2 separate regions of the Homo sapiens genome follow, and region 2 is linked to region 1. The links are chromatin contacts, found by Hi-C or POLR2A ChIA-PET in ENCODE. All regions are on one chromosome and are shown on one strand. The core of a region is the stretch at or near the end of the contact, and the rest is flanking DNA. Distances in the headings are between cores, read along the strand shown.

Region 1 (2,965 bases), core at 156-2,655:
AGAGGCCCTGGGGATAGGCTAAGGCTGCCTCCAAAGTTTGGGGTGCTGTGTCACAGGTCCTGAAAAGGGGCTCTCTCTCACTCTGGTTAGACATAAGGGCAAGTGCTCTACCAAGTAAGTAGTAGTATTTATTCATCTACAAGACTTTTAAAATATGGATACTCAGCCGAGAAGAATGGTCAACACCTACAGTCCCAGCATTTTGAGAGGATTTCACTTGAGCCCAGGATTTTGAGACCAGCCTGGGCAACAAAGTGAGATCCTGTCTCTACAAAATAATTTAAAATTAGCCAGGCATGGTGGTATATGCCTTTAGTCCCAGCTACTCAGGAGGCTGAGGCAGGAGGATCGCTTGAGTCCAGGAGGCCAAGGCTGCAGTGAGCCATGTTCATGCCACTGCACTCCAGCCTGGGTGACAGAGCAAGACTCTTATCTCAAAAAAAGAAAAAAAAGAAAAAGAAAAACATACTTTTCAGCCACAGATCCACTTTAAGGCTTCAGGGCATACAATATGAAATGGTGTCTTAAATGATGGATTCTATAAGGTAGCATGGGAGCTTCAGCATTCTTTAAATTGATCTACATCTGTGTCTCAAGTTGGGCTAAACAAATCAAAGCAATTCAGGTGTACTTCTCACACCAATCAGCCGCCAAGAACAGAATGTCAGATAAGGTACAGTCAGACCAGCACATTTTAAAGCATTTTTAGCTGAGGGTCATTATCCAGCCAGTAAGATCCCCTGTCGGCAGGGATCACTGACCAACTGGAGTAGAATGCACCCTCAAATTTTGTCAACAGGTGGCAGCATTTATAATTTTTCCATTTAGAGAGAATTACAAGTTGAAGTATGCTTTTACATTTACTAAAAGTAACACTCCAAGAAAGGCTTTCTAAATGACTGACTAGCGTTATTCTAGGTTCCTTAATTAGCCCATTCCAAATGTGAATATATTCCATTAATTGTTGAAGAAGTAGAAATGCCAAGAGCTAACGTAAAATAAAGATCATGTTTAAGCATGGACTGCTTGCTTTCCTCCCTTTAGCTCCTCAGAGGGTCTGTTCCACCGCATGCTTTATCATGCTTCCACACCAGACTATCGCTATCCCTCATCCCCTAACCAAGCCTAGAAAAGCTGCTCACTCTTTTCATTCAAACAGCCAATCCAGATTGAAAGCTGAAATTTTATATTTTTAAATTTCTTCCAGAATCTGTCTTGTTATATCACTAATTATGACATCTACAGGTTGTTTTTTTTAAGACCCCCCCCACAAAATATTTACTAAGTGCAGTGAGATATCATTAAATTCCTGACTGGTATTGTGTTCCCAGCAGTGCTGGCCACTGGGCCTTGGCACCTGCTCCTCCCAGCCATGCCAAGAACCCAAGGAAGGGCAGCTGAAGCAGGAGGTGCTGCGGCAACAAGCTGAGGCAGTGGTGGGGAATAGAAAGTAGGACACTTCTGTTTTTCTAATTTGGAGCGCATTCACTCTGCAGGAAGGGTGCAGAGCCAGAGTCCACCACCACGTTCCCAGGCAGCAAAGCAAGCCCTCCGCCTGATGGAAATGAAAGGGCAGTTCAGAAGGGCAACTTCCAACATCCGCCTGGGTTTGGCAGCTTGTGAAAAGGCTATGCGACATCAGCCCCCTTCCTACCTCCATTAAGATCTGGAGCTAACATAGTTGCTTCGGACCGCCCATCTCTTCCCAGTTGTTGAATAAGTAAGAACCAAGTTACAAATGCAAGCCATTGTTCATGACAATCAATCACTGATGATTAGCTTAAAGTTGAAAGCAGGTGGTTGGTTATTCTTCCACAGCCTTCCCTAGCCCAGGAGTTCAAATCACTCACATCACCAACTGGAAGCCTTAGTAGCAAATTAATTACCACCAAAACCTGCTTCATAAAGGCCTTTTCTCTCTCCTATCGTATACTTTCCTTATCTGTTTACACAATGTTTATTTGTACATGTATCAAAGACCTCCATATTCCATGTCATCCAGTTATTATTAACAGATGGTGAAAAGAAGCAGCAGCTGTCCTACTACGAAAAAGTAAAAAAACAACAAATGCCAGCAAGGTTGCAGAGAAACAGGAACACTTACACACTGCTAGTGGGAATGTAAATTAGTGCAGCCACTGTGGAAAGCACTGTGGAGATTTCCCAAAGAACTTACGACTATCAGCAAAACTATTATTGGGTATACACCCAAAGGAAAATAAATTGTTCTACCAAAAAGACACATGTACTTGTATGTTCATCACAGTACTATTCACCATAGCAAAAACATGGAATCATCCAAGATACCCATCAATGATGGACTGGATAAAGAAATGTGGTATATATTCCATATACCATGGAATACTATGCAGCCGTAATAAGAATGAGATCATGTCCCTTGTAGCAACATGGATGCAGCTGGAGGCCATTAGCCTAAGAGAACTAACTCAAGACCAGAAAACCAAATACCATGTGTTCTCACTTATAAGGGGTAGCTAATCATTGAATACACATGGGCACAAAGGTGGGCACAGCAGACAACAGGGACTGCTTGAACCAGGACCAGGGTGCAGGTTGGAAAGCTACCTATCAGGTACTACGCTACCTTGGTGACAGGATCATCTGTACACGAAATTTACCCGTGTAACGAACCTGCACATGTATCCCCTAAACCTAAAATGAAAGTAGAAGGAAAAAAAAAAAAAAAACAGCAGCTGTGCTCCAGATGTCAGCAACTGAAGTTTATGCTTCCTCCTACCACTCTGTGAGCCCCACACTCCCCACAGTGCTGAGAGCTCTAGAACCCACTTCCTGCTCATGGCAGCTTCCTGGGACACTAGTTATAGATCCCAGGGTTTAAGAGATTTGAAATAAGTGGGTCCTGCCCTCAGGAAGCTTATAGGTTAATAGAAAAAGACCCCAAAGCTGAGATGGGAGGACTTCTTGTGCCCAAGGGACTGAGGAT
Region 2 (2,986 bases), core at 101-2,600, 2.1 Mb before region 1:
GATCGCACCACTGCACTCCAGCATGGGTGACAGAGCCAGACTCCGTCTCAAAACAAACAAAAGAAGAATCCTTTTTAGTGACATGTGAAGATTACATAAAATTCCAATTTCAGCATACATAAATAAAGTTTTGTTGGAACACAGCCATGCCTGTTTGTTTAGGTATTGTCAATGGCAGCTTGCATGTGACAATAGCACATTTAGCAGTTGCGACAGATCGTATGATCCGCAAAGCTGAAAATATTACTATCTGGACCTGTAGAGAAAATGTTTGCCAATCCACCAAGCTTGACTGTTATCAAATGTTTGCTATCCAAAATAATCTCTAGTATTTAATTGTTCACACCTATCTTATCTTGGCAATATTTTTAAATTACAAATGAGTGCATGAATTTCCTAGCTTCTCAATGTGGGAAGAGGTGGCTGCAGCTGGTAACTCTTCATTTTCTCCCCCTTTAGGGATTATTCACCCCTCACCCTTGCTGTCACCATGATGGGGGAAGGTTTCTCCTTTACCACTCTGCCCCTCCAAAGTACGAATGAACATGCAACGATTCCTTTGTTAGCTGTAATAGAGTTGAGCAAGATCACAAACTGCAAATAAGACTTTTTAAAATGGCGGATTAACAGACAGAGACATATTGGTAACATAGCTCTAAGGAATAGCTGATTAATCAGTATTTTGGCATCTCTTCCTGGGTGTTCTAAGTGGTGAGAGATCACCTTCCCTCAATACCTGTGCATGTTCTCAGGCATGTCTGGACACCTTGAGCTCAAATTCAAGAATGTTTTCCCACTACAAGGAAAATGTGGCTGCTCTCTTCCCAGTGTCACTATCAGGCCTGCCTTTGATGGATGCTGATTTCAAGACTGTTCTCTTAAACACAGCAAAGTAGTTTCTTTCCTCCTATCCCTTACTTTTCGGTCATTTAAAAAGTGTTTTTCAGTGATAGGAGCTGAATTTAATGACATAGTAAAGGGCCCTATGGAGTAAAGGAAGCCCTAACCCACTGTTCAAATGATATAAACAACTACACCAATCCACCCGGAGATGTTACATTTCTCTCAATTTTGAGAAGCAAAGGCTGCAAAAAGGCTGACTCTGTTGTAGAGTCATTCACAGTTTTAGAGAGTACCTAAAAAAAAAAAAAAAAAAGCTTACTATTAATTTTTTTTAAATGCCAAGTTACATATGAGTACACATTGAAAGGGTTAAAAGGAAGACGTGTTAAAAAAAATTCACACCTTTTACGTTTACATCAGTTGGTGTTTCATAAAGAAACTGATGACAGAAACAGCGGGTAAGGGGTGAAAACCAAGCAGCCTAGAGTAAGAGAAAAAAGACCTACAACAACCCACAGAAAAATCAAACATAGAAAAGGGAGATTCAGAGACAGAAAGGAAGCCAACAGAGCTTGGTAAAGGTGGTGTATCTCAGAGTATGGGTTTCTCTCTTTATGAATACCTTCAGTGACTGAATAAGCCAGCTTCCTAGGTTCAATTCATAATCATCCATGAGTTCATAACCATAATGAGTTGCTATACTCATTGTTATGATGGTGGTTTATTTTATAGGAAATAAGAAAGTTACTGTGCTGCCTTGAAGGAATTTTAATTCAAAAGACAAACACTTTTTAAAAAAGAAAAGAAAAACCTTTTCACACATCTCTAACTAGGTCATTATCATATGTGAGTAAGAATGACAAGAATTCACAAGCCCAGAGTTTCCCTAGTTTATAGTTTAGCTTAATGTGATATAACTTAAATATTTTTCAGACTACTTACTACCTTGAACTTGGATATAAAATATAGCCCATTTTCAGAAGTTTTATCTGTACCACATATATAAACAAAATCTAATTCATGAGATAGTCTTTAAAAAAATTACTTTGACTATATATAATAAAACGATATTATGAGTAAGCTCTGGATTATAAAAGTAACAACCAGAGGGCAAGTGGTTCAACATTAAGAGATTTTATTATAAAATGAGTGGTAATAAATTATCATTTGTTGGATAAATTCACTTTTAGACAATTTTTAAAATATATTCTGTAATCCCAGCACTTTGGGAGGCCGAGGCAGGTGGATCACCTGAGGTCAAGAGTTCGAGACCAGCCTGGCCAACATGGTGAAACCTGTCTCTACTGAAAATAACAAAAATTAGCCGGGCATGGTGGCGCATGCATGTAATCCCTGCTACTTGGGAGGCTGAGGCAGGAGAATCACTGGAACACAGGAGGCAGAGGTTGCACTGAGCTGAGATTGTGCCACTGCACTCCAGCCTGGGTGACAGAGCAAGACTCTGTCTCAAAAAAAAAAAAAAATGCAATTAATACAAGAAGTAAGGAAGAATATAAGATTATTCTATGAATCATATATTAGGTATTATATTCTGCTAAAGGCCCTTCCGTTCCTTGAATGTCATTGATGTATGATTGCTAAGGATCATCAGTTATCAAAAGCCATTAGTAGCTCACAGAAAATAAATGCAACTTAATTATGAGGCTAGTTTACATGCACACATATCCATAAATTTCACAAATAAGAATTTAGATTTTGCACGTTAATGTTACAAAAGCTCCAGATAATGAACAATGGATTATATGCCAAAAAGTTTTTCTCTGAGTCAAATTTATATAAATTATGAAAGACTCTCTACTATATCACTAAATGAGTGCATTTATTTATTTATTTATTTATTTATGAGATGCAGTCTCGATCTGTTGCCCAGGCTGGATTGCAGTGGCACAATCTTGGCTCATTGCAACCTTTGCCTCCTGGGTTCAAGTGATTCTCCTGCCTTAGCCTCCCGAATGGCTGGGATTACAGGCACGCACCACGATGCTTGGCTAATTTCTTGTCTTTTTGGTAGAGATGGGATTTCACCATGCTGGCCAGGCTGGTCTCGAACTCCTGACCTCGTGATCTGCCCACCTCAGCCTCCCAATGTGCTGGGATTACAGGCCTGAGCGACCATGCCGGC

What was found. A loop is a pair of places that touch in the nucleus more often than their neighbours do. ChIA-PET counts read pairs that join two places held with the same protein, here RNA polymerase II (POLR2A). Pooled maps may share reads with other maps.
Region 2: a pooled map shows a loop between it and region 1 (1.8-fold over the local background). The contact joins two enhancer-like sites. A Hi-C loop is called at or near these places in 1 of 50 pooled maps. POLR2A ChIA-PET finds 5 or more read pairs at or near these places in 2 of 52 experiments (activated T-cell and naive thymus-derived CD8-positive, alpha-beta T cell).

The regions. Positions count from the first base shown.
Region 1 is chr1:65,207,296-65,210,260 of GRCh38, reverse strand. The region is part of intron 2 of AK4 (adenylate kinase 4); the gene reads right to left. Among named protein-coding and RNA genes, the nearest start is that of AK4, 61 kb to the right of the region's middle. RefSeq lists an enhancer at 2,724-2,803. Within about 2 kb of position 1,405, at least 5 of the 41 ENCODE cell types and tissues checked have a DNase peak (open chromatin) inside an H3K27ac peak, as active enhancers do.
Region 2 is chr1:67,331,560-67,334,545 of GRCh38, reverse strand. All of the region lies in intron 8 of IL12RB2 (interleukin 12 receptor subunit beta 2), which reads right to left. Among named protein-coding and RNA genes, the nearest start is that of IL12RB2, 25 kb to the right of the region's middle. Within about 2 kb of position 1,350, at least 4 of the 41 ENCODE cell types and tissues checked have a DNase peak (open chromatin) inside an H3K27ac peak, as active enhancers do.